4 separate regions of the Homo sapiens genome follow, and regions 1, 2 and 3 are each linked to region 4. The links are chromatin contacts, found by Hi-C or POLR2A ChIA-PET in ENCODE. All regions are on one chromosome and are shown on one strand. Each heading gives the region's core, a stretch centred on a gene start or an enhancer-like site at or near the end of the contact. The rest is flanking DNA. Distances are from core to core; before and after follow the strand shown. Region 1 overlaps ZNF827 (zinc finger protein 827). Region 2 overlaps ZNF827 (zinc finger protein 827). Region 3 overlaps ZNF827 (zinc finger protein 827). Region 4 overlaps LOC105377465 (a long non-coding RNA gene).

Region 1 (2,975 bases), core at 3-2,502, 630 kb after region 4:
TGGCGCAATCTTGGCTCACTGCAACCTCCGCCTCCTGGGTTCAAGCAATTCTCCAGCCTCAGCCTCCCAAGTAGCTGGGATTACAGGCGTGTGCCACCACGCCCGACTAATTTTTGTATTCTTAGTAGAGATGGGATTTTGCCTTGTTGGCCAGGCTGGTCTCGATTTTCTGACCTCATGTGACCCACCTGCCTCGGCCTCCCAAAGTGCTGGGATTACAGGCATGAGCCACCACGCCCTGCCAACCACTGTGGGTCTTGAAACATATTCCCTGTGTGGATAAGGAGGGACTACTGCATTATCCCTATTTTACAGATGTGGAGACTTAGGCACAAAGAAGTTAGGTAGTTGCCCATGCCCATGAGTTGAGCATGATGGCTTCCCCATCTGCACTCTTTCCCGCTCAGCTACACTGCCTTTCGTTGGTCCGTTAACACCTAAGGAATTTATGGACAATAGAGACCCATGAATCCTTGCAACAAATGGAGAAAAGGAAGAGATAGAGAAGGGGGTGATGGAGGGGAGTAGGGACCAGTCGTTTCAGTATAAAGGTACTGAAGGAAGCTGAAAGACTTTTCTATTGAGAAATAGAGCAAGTAAAAATAATTTTTGTCTTTATTTCCCTATAGAAGTTAAGATATGCCCCAATTTCCTAAAACTTGTACCACTCATGGGCCTGGTCAATTTGCAACTCTAAACATTCGCCACTGCTGTACCTACAGCTTCCTAGAGCAAGCCTGTCTCTGCTATTAACTGTAAATGAAGAAGGAAGGGTAAAGAGGTCGTTAGCTGTTTGTAAGCTTCTATTTCGCCAAAGCTGTAAAGCACATGGTGGCACTATGGCTACATACACAACTGTGTATTAATCCTTCTGGTACCCAGATTAGCTTCATGCTTCAGGAAGGAGAAAAAACTAAACTTGCAGCATGCCCTATAGAGCAGAGCTTGCTTCATGGGATTAGATCTCCAATAACACTGGTTATCCTTAACTCTCTGCACAAGGAACTAAGAAAACAGAAGACACTCCATGTGTAACTTTGTCCCATGAAAGTTCATTTTCAGAATGCTGAAATCATATTCCGTAAGTTCTTTTTCTTCTCCTGTGCCAGTGACCGTAAAGTACAGAAGCACATCCGTTCTCAGGTGACACCCAGCTTTGCGGTGGAAAAAGCACTTCAGTAAGGGGTGGTGAGGCTGACACCTCGTTCATGCTGCTCAGTGACTGTCACTGTTGGCAGCGGGCAGCGGAGAGGCAAGTTCCAGGAGGTACCGGACACAGGATGAAGCGGGCTGCATCTTCCCAGGGAGTAAAACAATCCATGAAATGCACTGGACTTTACGACGTGCCCCGAAGCATGTTTGTACTGTCCTCCAACTGGTTACTTCAGCCAGTTACCAACTGTTCCAGAAAAGGAGCCAGTTTGTGAACACCATATAGCCCTTGCTTCTGAATCCTCAGCTGCCTAGACTTCAGTCATTTTATTATGAAAAAGCCCCTCCATCCAGAAAGTAAGCCAAGGAAGTGGAAAAAAGCAAGAAAAGAGGTTTATTTCTGGTTAATATTTTTGGTAAAAAGTTGATAGAGGAGGAGGTGGAAATTAACAGCTAATGGGGAGGGAATCATCACTTATTTTCACTCAACAAAATCATCATCTATCACAACATATTCCCTTTGGCCCGGGTCAAAGACAGGCTAGCTGGAAGACTTACATAATTCATAAATATTCAGTAACTCTTCAGTAGCAGCATCTGGAAGTTGATGGTATGGACATCAAAGAGCCCAAGCCCCCTGTTAATTTCCCTGGGTTTTGAAAATACAATCTTATAAAACTTTTATCTCCTTGAGTTTCTTTTCTGGATACAAGTGAAATGGCTGTGGAAAGTATATTTTGATTTTTCTCCTGTAGAAAATCTAAGGGCTAAGATATGAAGGGGCAGGGGTGTCATAGTGAGTGGACAATTCCAGGCCAGGCATGGGATGTGGGGTCAGCAGCACAGGGCTGAGAAAGGAAAAGACTTACAATAAATAATAAAAGTCCATAAAGGATTATGGCTCTAAATAGTGATACATTTTGCTAAGTGCCTATTGTGACACCAGTATTTCCACCTTTAACACCTGAGGGCCAACAGAGAGTTTTGTCTCATGCAGAAGAGAAGGCTCATCTACTTAAAATCAACCCTCCCCAAGTGCCACCACTGAAACCAAACGTTACAGGGATTCTCATTTTGACAGCAATAACAAAACCAAAAGAAAACAGAAAAGAAGGTGAGTACAGACTGTGAGAGAAAGTTTGGAAAAGACCTTCTTTGGTAATGACACAACAGTTTTAAAGGAGCAATAGAGAAGAAACAGATTTTTTTTCTAAGAGACAGTAACTTTCAAGACTAAACTTGGGAATGACAAATAGAAAAGAAAAAGATTAAATAAAGAAAGACTGCACTGTAATGAGTTTTTACTTGGAACTCAGAAGGGACTAGATAGATCAGGGTGGCATGAAATTCTATTAAATGTAAGAGTTTCTGGCAAATCATCCTAAAGTGACAGTCTGACTTCTATCTGCACAGAGACAAATTACCTTAGTAGATTTTTTTAAAATAGTGAATCTTAAAAAAAAAATTCTTCGGTGAATTAATCAAGTAAAAGTACTCGATTATCATATATTCAGCCATATATTATGTGACCTAACAGGGTTTACAGATTTCGAGAGCTGGATAAAACATGTCTGAAAGAATCTGGGGTAATTTTTAATTTTCTTTTGTGTTACTTTAAGGAAATTTTAAAAACAAGCTATCTGACTTAGATATATGTCTGAGAAACTATATGTTGCAAAAAGAGAGCTGGAAGTCCCAGCGTGGGGTACAACAGTTCTGTGGGAGCCAACGTGTTCTTTCTCTAACCACTACCTGCTCCCCAGCAGACCTCAGCCCCTGGGCCCCTCACCAGGTGGTTTTCTATCCCTCCTGGTAACAGTGTC
Region 2 (2,953 bases), core at 430-2,929, 580 kb after region 4:
ATAAGTCACTAGGACTCTAAGGTTCAAGCAAGGGCCACATCTGAATAGTTTTCTTACTTAGCATGCACAAATGTGCACAGATGAGCTTGCACACAAATATATTCATTCACTGAAGGTACATTGATTCCCCACTTGTACTGTGTAGGGCCTGCTCCAGGTGCTGAGATACAGCAGTGACTTAGATAAGCTCCCTGTTCTTGGGAATATATACTGCTATATATGTCATATAACATATATATTGCTTTATACCCTAACTTTGCAATAGTCCAACTTACTAATTTACAGATTTAGATTGATCTATTTTGGGTCAAACTGAAACATCTCAAAACTATACTAAATACAGGAAACCCTTGCTGTGAGACCATTAGCTTATAATGGGGGTCAGCAAACTACAGTCCTTGGGCTCAAATGAGCCTCCTGTTTTTATAAATAAAGTTTTATTGGAACATGGCCATGCCCACTCATTTGCATATTGTCTACGACTACTTTCAAGTTTCAACAGCCGAGTTGAGTAGTAGTGACAGAAACTGTATGACCTGAAAGCCTAAAATATTTACTATTTGCCCCTTTGAAAAAAGCTTGCAGGACCCTGGCTTATAAAATAGGTTTTAACCTTATTCTTAGAGCAGCAGCATTAAAGGCTCCTACTGAATTAAAAAAGAAACTTCTTTAATGCATTTCACTCTTGGGTGACTGTACTAACAAACAAGAATATTCTTTCCTGCTAGACAATGAGCCCTGAATCCTGCTACATCAGAGAGAACAAGATCTTTGCTTCATTCCCTGTGGTAATTACGAGGTATGTGTTTGCACTGGTTAGTTGTGAAGTTTCCACTCACGACAATTAAATGATGACAAGTCCAGCTTCTGCCTAGCCATATGGTTTCTATGGTTTCTATGGTGGTATGGGTGTGGAGGGGGCTTTGGAGCAGGATGGGAGGGAGGAAGGTTTTCAACTGGGTTCAGGTATACTTTGGAGTAAAGAGGGTTAGAACAAAGGTTAACAGAAAGGAGAAAAAAAAGACTATCTGAAAAGCCAGTGGTAATGGAAAAGAGTTTGGCCTTTTCCTCCATTAGCCACTCCAGAAATGCTGAATTTAATTTGTCTTCAACATGGGTTTCCCAGCTCACCTGCTGCCCACAGGCTAATGTGGTTACAGTCAGACAACTGACTGTAAAAATGGCACCTTCTCACTTGGCATAACGGCTCTCTGCAGACCTCCAAGTCATAGCTGCTCAATTTACTGACAAAAACAAGCTTTTATTACTGTTGGCACCACTGAGCCAAAGTGGCCAGAGAAACACAGAGAGATCCTCCTCTGCTGTGTACATCGTCAGCACAACTGTCAGGGAAATTCCCCTTCCCGAATCCTTCAAGTGCTGATGATGTGAGGGGCTGACCCAACACCCAGGGCTGGCAATCAGCAACATCAGCTCTTAATTTGTAAGCCCCGCAAATGCAGACGGAGCTCCTCCTCATTCTCACTTAATGACTCCTTGCTGGTATCATTTGTAACCATCACTTGTGAGAGTATAATTGCATGGTGAAGTCAGAATGTTAACATCAATAAATGGAAGAAGTTAACCAGAATGGCAAGAAGCTTAAATAACAGGCGAGCACTGGTGAAGCCTTGGCCATGGCCTAGACAGTGATGGGTTTGTTTCAGGAGAATCTGGTTTTCTTTGGCCGCGAACACACATGCCATGCGTCATTAAGGAGAGCGTCAGGGCTGCAGTTTCACTGGAGAGGAACAGAGCCTACAGAAGTAGGTGTGTAGTGCCCTGGCATGGGAAAACAGAAAGGTTCAAAGCTCTGCCAAGTGTTTCTCGGGGCTGTCAGAACAGCAATGATACAGAGAGCAAGCTCTGGAATGAAAACTGTTCTGGGCTGAGTTTCAGTAGTCACTGAAACTAGTGACTACTGAACTAGTGACTGAAACTAGTGACCACAGCAACCCCTAGTTGCTGACCTTGGATGGAATATCTCACCTCTGTTAAGCCTGTTTCTTCACCTGTACTGTACAGTGTGATAATAATAGTATTCACTTAGAGGGTTGCTATGGGGCTTAAATGAGAGCCAGTGTGCAAAGGCATAAGACTGGGGCATTGAAAGACTGTCACATATGGTGATGAGGAAGAGGATCAGGATGAGCAACAAGCAAAGAGCTCGGCACCTCTCAACCACATCTGAACTTGGGAGTCTTTCAGAGCAGTGAGGCACAAGGCATGCCAGGAAACAGTATTATGACTACAGGGAAATGTGGCTTTCATGCCTTGGGAAAGTCCTTCCTTCCATGGAAGGAAAAGGGCAATGTCTCAGGGCAGTGGGGATGCTTCGGCCAGGTGGCAGGTGCTCTGGGGTGCAGGGGATGGAGAAGGAGTGTGAGAAGGACAGACAGGAATGGTCACCTGTGTGCTTGGTGCCAATGTGAGTCTTTATCTCTGCTTCCTCCATGGTGACGAAGTCGCAGGCAGTGCAGCAGATCGAAAACATCCACTGCTCCTTGTCCACGTGGAGTGACATGTGGCTGACAAACTGGACATTGAGCTCGGTCTCAAATCCACACACGTGACAACTACATGAAAGGGTAAAAGAAAAGAGGGGGAGAGAAAAGGGTGACACATACTTCTAAATGTAGGCTGTCCATTTATACACAGTACACTCAAGAAAACTGGAATTTGAAACACATTTGTCTCTCCACCAAAAGGTTTTGCATTAGAAAATTCTTCTGCTTTCTGGGATGCCTCTAAAGTAGTCACTGTGCCAAAGAGACTAAGGGCCAGCATCATGTAACAATCACATATGTGTTATAATGATGCTAAATAATCATAAAGTTAATTTAAAACTATGGATTCCAGATGCTGCACATCACCTAATTGATTTCCTTTGGGCAAAGAGATGTGGGGTAGCATTGCCAAGGTATTTAGTGGTGCCGGTCCACTGATAAACTCG
Region 3 (2,810 bases), core at 150-2,649, 690 kb after region 4:
TCATGGTCCCCACTAGCTCTGTCCCTCCTCCTTCCCTTTGCTGCCCCAGGCAGGCACTGTCACTGAGGTGGGGAGATCCCTTGACATCTGGGTCTGGGATCTCCTCCTTCACCTTGGCTTCTGTCCTCAGGAAGTGCTGATGGCAACGCATGTGGAGTTTCAGGCTGAAGTGGCGTGAGGAAGTAAAAGGGCACAGCTGGCACTGAAAGGTCTCTCCCCGATCCTGGTGCTGATGAACCTGACGGAGAAGCAAGAAGAATGAGCTAGCCACCGTGCATTTATGGAAAATGCCTTGCTGTAGATCCAGACTATTCATCAATCATTTCCTCACCGTGCAAAGGGCTGGCCTTTGTACTGCAGAGCATTTCACTATGGGGCTCCAGGTAATGAGGCCAATCCCTAAACATAAAGTGGGTCCACATAGGTTAAGAGTCCATTATTAGGGCCATGCTCACAACTGAGGATGCAGCCGGCCAACGGATGCTATTTTGGGTAGCATCCCACTATTCTAGTCATCTGATCTCAGTTGATGTCTTCAGAGAAAATATTATAAACCCAGCACAATCCAAACTTACAAAATTACTAGTTGGGGATCAAAAGAGGTAACCTGTCAAGTAATTCCTCTCACAATAATGATACTTTGCATTCATCCAATTTTTTGTTAGTTATGTTCTGCAAACATAATTTCAGTTTTCAAAATGCTGCTCTTAGGTAATTAAGAATGTAGAAAATAATGTCTCCAGGGTATTCCCGTTTCAAAGACAGAGAAATTGAGGCCCCAGAATAAATGGATTGAGCGAAATTACATACAAAAAAAAAAAACAAAGTAGGAGAAAAACCAAGGTCTGACCCTCACCAAGTATTCTGAGCAAGAGGAAACCAATTTTTCCAAACGTGGCTATAATATCATGCTCCAGATTCTGACGTCTGCAATGAAAGAATGCAGACTTTTAAATCCAGTTCCAGTCTTGCATGCACATGATACCTGTAAAAATTGGGAGAAACTTTTTCTTCCTGTCACTACCAAATTTAGTGCTTAAAAAAGTGAGGAAATCATTGCATTGGCCTGAGCCAGGCTTTGAGCTGGCAGGTGCTCATAAGCTTGTAACTTCCCCATTTATCTCTGCCAATGCACTTTAGTGCTGACCTGCTACACTCTGCTATTTCAGGACTGGTCCTCCCTTAAGTAGAACTGCCAATTGTGTAGATGTGGGCCAAATGATTTGGGGAGCTGTGTGATCTGAACAAACAAGTGAGTGATTGGAACCCAAAAGCAAAACAAAACTGACACCTCCTCTTTTAGGGGTGACCTAAGCAGGACTCGAACCCAGGTCTCACCAAGGTTAAAGGCTCATGCGTTAATCCGCTGCACCACCTGGCCCCTCTCGGTAGGTTTCCTTTCCAAGAGAGCAAGTTTTACAACAGCTGTTTATGCATTCTGAATGCAATCCAAAAGCATTATTCACCAGCCAAAACATACTTTTAAATAATGTTAAGTGACCAACAAAAGCAAAGAAATTAAAAGTTAATGGTGAGATCCTGTCGCTACAGCACCCCACTGTGGCTTTTTGAAAAAAACAACAGAAGAGATTCTGGGTCCCCCAAAGCACGAGTTTCTTAACAGAAATAGCCATATACACTTAAACTCAGTTAGGCAAAGTCCTGATCATGGAAAGGCTTTCCCTCTGCTGGGGTGGAGTGCTGGGGGTGGGGAAACACACTGATTGTCACCAGCTGTTAACATCACCCCTTTCTGTTCTTTCACAACAAAAGGATTTCACTAGGAGCTGACCATTTCATTGCTTTCTCACAGAATCCCCACCATCTCCTCCGACCAATTCACGCAGAAGCAGGCACCTTGGGGACCTCAGGTCACAGTCCCATGGGACCCTGACCGGTGCTGCCAAAAGCATGCCCTGGAACCAGGTGATAAAGGTCACGAGTTAGAGAGCTTCCATTGTCCCTGAGAGCAGTGCAGTGGGGCAGATCCATTTCAGAAGTGTCCTTACATCTACTGACCCAGGAGAGGAGGGGAGCTAATCCAAGAACAGAAGCTCCGGAAGCAGCTTCTGGAAGAAGGAAAAGGACAGAGCACAAGCCCAAGTTCTAAAATCAAAAGGGAGTCCTGGATTAAAAACCGTCTATGTGCATGTATTTTATGTGACTTCTTTTTCACCAGATCCTGGCCTTGTTATATTTAGTTATGGACAAATTAGTGAAGCTTTAAAGGAAAAACAGTGGGTATTTTGTTGACTTTTGCACTTAACAATTTTTTTTGAGCTACAACTTCCCAAAAGGACTATATATCACATTTGGCCTTTGAGAGAAGTATTAGCTCTATCCTCTGACTGCAGTTTTTCCCCCTTCTCTCCTGACATTCGAGCACTTTTCTGTCATAATTTTTATTCTCTTTAGCTTGACATTTGCTTTAAAGATCTTCTTAGTCTACTAAAATGAAGACATGCTTCTCTAAAGCACGTCATTCTCTCCAGGCCATGTTTAGGGGCTCACCTATCCTCTGGTCATTTCACACAAACAACCCATATCAGGTGCTGTTACATCATTAGGGCCATCTCTTCACCATTGGGGCCATTTCTTGGTAGCAGTTGGATGCTTGGGTTGTGGTATTTCAGAGCTTGGGGAAATTTTGGGAAACCTCTACTCCATCCCCCACTAGGGGGACAGGTGAGGGCCTTCATGAGAAGTTAGAGCTCCTTAAATGGCAGACCTGAGGCTACTAGAACTCAGTACCCTGACTCTCGGTCAGTTTCCTGCTAATACTTCACCAGTGTTCTTTATCTTAGCAGTCT
Region 4 (2,868 bases), core at 366-2,865:
TATCATATGATCGAACAATTATACTTCAAGGTATACATTCAAGATAATTAAAAACGTGTCCAGATAAAAACTTGTATACTAATGTTCTTAGCAACATTATTCATAATAGCTGAAAAGTAGAGATAACCCAAATGTCCATCAACTGATGGATGAATAAACAAATATGGTATATCCATATAATACAATTAAAATCAAAGTACAACACAACAACAAAATGGTGAACCTTGAAAATATGCTAAATGAAACAAGCCTGGCACAAAAGGCCACATGTATGATTCCCTTTATATGAAATGTCCAGAAAAGGCAAATCCATAGAGACAGAAAGTAGAGGGAGTTGAGGAGTGGGAGAATGGGGAGTGGCTGTTAATAGGTAAGATTTTTGAGGACAGGTGAAAATATTTTGAAATTAGATCAGGGTAAAAGTTGTGCATCTCTATGAATATGCTAAAACCATGAAATTGTGCACTTTGAAAAGGTGAATTTTGTGAGATATGAATTATACCTCAATAGAGCTGCCATAAAAAATAAATAAAAATGGGCCAGGCATGGTGGGGCTCACACGTGTAATCCTAGCACTTTGGGAGGCCAAGGCGGGCGGATTACCTGAGGTCAGGAGTTCAAGACCAGCCTGGTCGACATAGCGAAACCTCTTCTCTACTAAAAATACAAAAATTAGCCAGGTGTGGTGGCAGGCGCCTGTAATCCCATCTACATGGGGGAGGCTGAGTCATGGGAATTACTTGAACCTGGGAGGTGGAGGTTGCAGTGAGCTGATATGACGCCACTGCACTCCAGCTTGGGGGATAGAGTGAGGTTCTGTCTCCAAAAATATAAATACATAAATAAATAAGAAGTATAAGTATTTCAAATAAACTTAAAAATTAAAAAAAATGCATTTTATTATAGTAATCTCCCCTTACTGGCGGGAGATACATTTCAAGACCCCCAGGGGAATGACTGAAACTGTAGACAGTACCGAAACCTATACGTTCTGTTTTTTTCTATACATATTAATGCATACTTATGATGAAGTTTAATTTATAAACTCGGCAAATAAAATAGAATAATTATAATAAAATACTGTAATAAAAGTTATGTGAATGTGGTCTTTCCCTTTCTTTCTTTGAAAATATCTTATTGTACTGTACCATGGGGAACTGAAACTGCAGAAAGCAAAACCTCAGATAAAGGGAGACTCCTGTATTTGCTGTTGGGTCTACCACAAGGCTCAGTTGTATAAAGTCAGCCACATTTTCTTGTGCCAAAATCTACCATGTTTCCAAACAATTCAGTAAGTGTTTGTTTCATTTTCCCCAATTAGCAAGAACAGTCAACATGTGTAAACTCATTATTTGGTAATATAATAAGCTTGTCTGGTATTATCTTCTAGGATAAATACTTGTAACTATAAATAGCACATTCAGTCTCCTAATTATCCATTTTTATAAAAATCTTATCCATAGATAATCTAAGATGAAGAAGTAGACAATAAAGTACCAAGAAAAAATAAAGCACCAGTAGAATGAGAAAGTGTAGCAGGACATGAACTTCTTGTTTTAATGTTTTCTTTCTCTTTCTTTGCAATAAACACATTCCAGGAAAGGCATGTCTACTGCCACTCCTGAGAATGGAATGAAGGTATTTCCCTTACCTGTTTTAAAGACTGACCACTAGCCTATAAGGCTATTGCTCTAAGCACGAGTTTTAATGAGCCATCAAGATCTATTGTGGGGCCTGGCATGGTGGTGCACACTTGTAATCCAAGCACTTTGGGAGGCCGAGGTGGGTGGATTGCTTGAGCCCAGGAGTTCAAGACTAGCCTGGGCAACATGGTGAAACCTCGTCTCTACTAAAACCACAAAAATTAGCCAGGAGTGGTGGCGCACGCCTGTAATCCCAGCTACTTGGGAGGCTGAGGCAATAAAATTGCTTGAACCCAGGAGGTGGAGGTTGCAGTGAGCCGAGATCACACCACTGCACTCCAGCCTGGGCGACAGAGCAAGAGTCAGTCTCAAAAAAAAAAAAAAAAAAACTATTGTGAAAGAAATTAAGAATAGTCATTTGATTTGTGTGTGACTATGTACAAAAAAAAAAAAAGCAGAAAGCACATGAAGTGAGATGATAGGAACTGGTGATTGGGACATAAACCTAGGAAAAAATGTCACAGAAAGTAGGAGCCTGGTGCGCAAGAAGTGCAGAGTAGGTGGACTATTACACATAAAGTTTTGGTGCCGCAAAAGAAATAGCACTCGAATATAAAATTTTCTTTTTAATTCTCAGCAAGGCAAGTTACTTCTATATAGAACGGTGCGCCCTTACAGATGGAACAATGGTGAGCGCCCAGGTGGACAAGGGAGGGGAAGGGGTTCTTATCCCTGACGAACTTGGCTGCAGCCGCTGTGTCATTCTCCTGTTAGCTAGGGTTAGACCACACAGGCTAAACTAATTCCGATTGGCTAATTGAAAGAGAATGATGGGATGAGAGCTTTGGCGGGAGTCAGGGCAGAGCAGGTAGCAGGTAATCCTAATGAGTTAGAGTGGAGCAGGTGGTCAGAATGAGTTAGGGTGGAGCAGGTGATCAGAATGAGTTAGGGTGGGGTAGGTAATGGAAAAAGGTTGCTTTATGAGGAAGTTAAGTTTAAAAGTAGAAGGCAAAGAATTGAACATACTGACATATTAATTCTTTGAAAATAAATTTAGAACTCCCATCTAACAGGACTAAGGATTACTGTGAGGCTTACTGCCCAACCAGCCCCAAGCCTTCACAGGGGGAGACTCCAGGCTCTTGCACGCATGGACTCTGCTGGCTGGCACAGACCCAGCTTATCAGCAGATCACCATCTGATTCCAGGAGTTTCACTCTGTCCC

The links. A loop is a pair of places that touch in the nucleus more often than their neighbours do. ChIA-PET counts read pairs that join two places held with the same protein, here RNA polymerase II (POLR2A). Pooled maps may share reads with other maps.
Region 1: a loop to region 4 is called in a pooled map, with 4 times the contacts of the local background. The contact joins two enhancer-like sites. A Hi-C loop is called at or near these places in 3 of 37 single-sample maps with no recorded cell type and 5 of 50 pooled maps. POLR2A ChIA-PET finds 5 or more read pairs at or near these places in 1 of 52 experiments (Panc1).
Region 2: a loop to region 4 is called in a pooled map, with 2.9 times the contacts of the local background. The contact joins two enhancer-like sites. A Hi-C loop is called at or near these places in 2 of 37 single-sample maps with no recorded cell type and 2 of 50 pooled maps. POLR2A ChIA-PET finds 5 or more read pairs at or near these places in 1 of 52 experiments (BJ).
Region 3: a loop to region 4 is called in a pooled map, with 2.7 times the contacts of the local background. The contact joins two enhancer-like sites. A Hi-C loop is called at or near these places in 2 of 50 pooled maps. POLR2A ChIA-PET finds 5 or more read pairs at or near these places in 2 of 52 experiments (OCI-LY7 and activated T-cell).

What each region holds. Positions count from the first base shown.
Region 1 is chr4:145,826,804-145,829,778 of GRCh38, forward strand. All of the region lies in intron 7 of ZNF827 (zinc finger protein 827), which reads right to left. Among named protein-coding and RNA genes, the nearest start is that of ZNF827, 110 kb to the right of the region's middle. Within about 2 kb of position 1,253, at least 5 of the 41 ENCODE cell types and tissues checked have a DNase peak (open chromatin) inside an H3K27ac peak, as active enhancers do.
Region 2 is chr4:145,772,097-145,775,049 of GRCh38, forward strand. It overlaps ZNF827 (zinc finger protein 827), which reads right to left. Exons shown (of 15, transcript NM_001306215.2): 11 at 2,410-2,576. It also overlaps a transcript of C4orf51 not described here. Among named protein-coding and RNA genes, the nearest start is that of C4orf51, 93 kb to the left of the region's middle. Within about 2 kb of position 1,680, at least 7 of the 41 ENCODE cell types and tissues checked have a DNase peak (open chromatin) inside an H3K27ac peak, as active enhancers do.
Region 3 is chr4:145,885,921-145,888,730 of GRCh38, forward strand. It overlaps ZNF827 (zinc finger protein 827), which reads right to left. Exons shown (of 15, transcript NM_001306215.2): 4 at 1-238. Among named protein-coding and RNA genes, the nearest start is that of ZNF827, 51 kb to the right of the region's middle. RefSeq lists a silencer at 1,084-1,183. Within about 2 kb of position 1,400, at least 9 of the 41 ENCODE cell types and tissues checked have a DNase peak (open chromatin) inside an H3K27ac peak, as active enhancers do.
Region 4 is chr4:145,194,121-145,196,988 of GRCh38, forward strand. It overlaps LOC105377465 (a long non-coding RNA gene), which reads right to left. Exons shown (of 3, transcript XR_939276.1): 3 at 2,625-2,868. Among named protein-coding and RNA genes, the nearest start is that of OTUD4, 15 kb to the left of the region's middle. Within about 2 kb of position 1,616, at least 3 of the 41 ENCODE cell types and tissues checked have a DNase peak (open chromatin) inside an H3K27ac peak, as active enhancers do.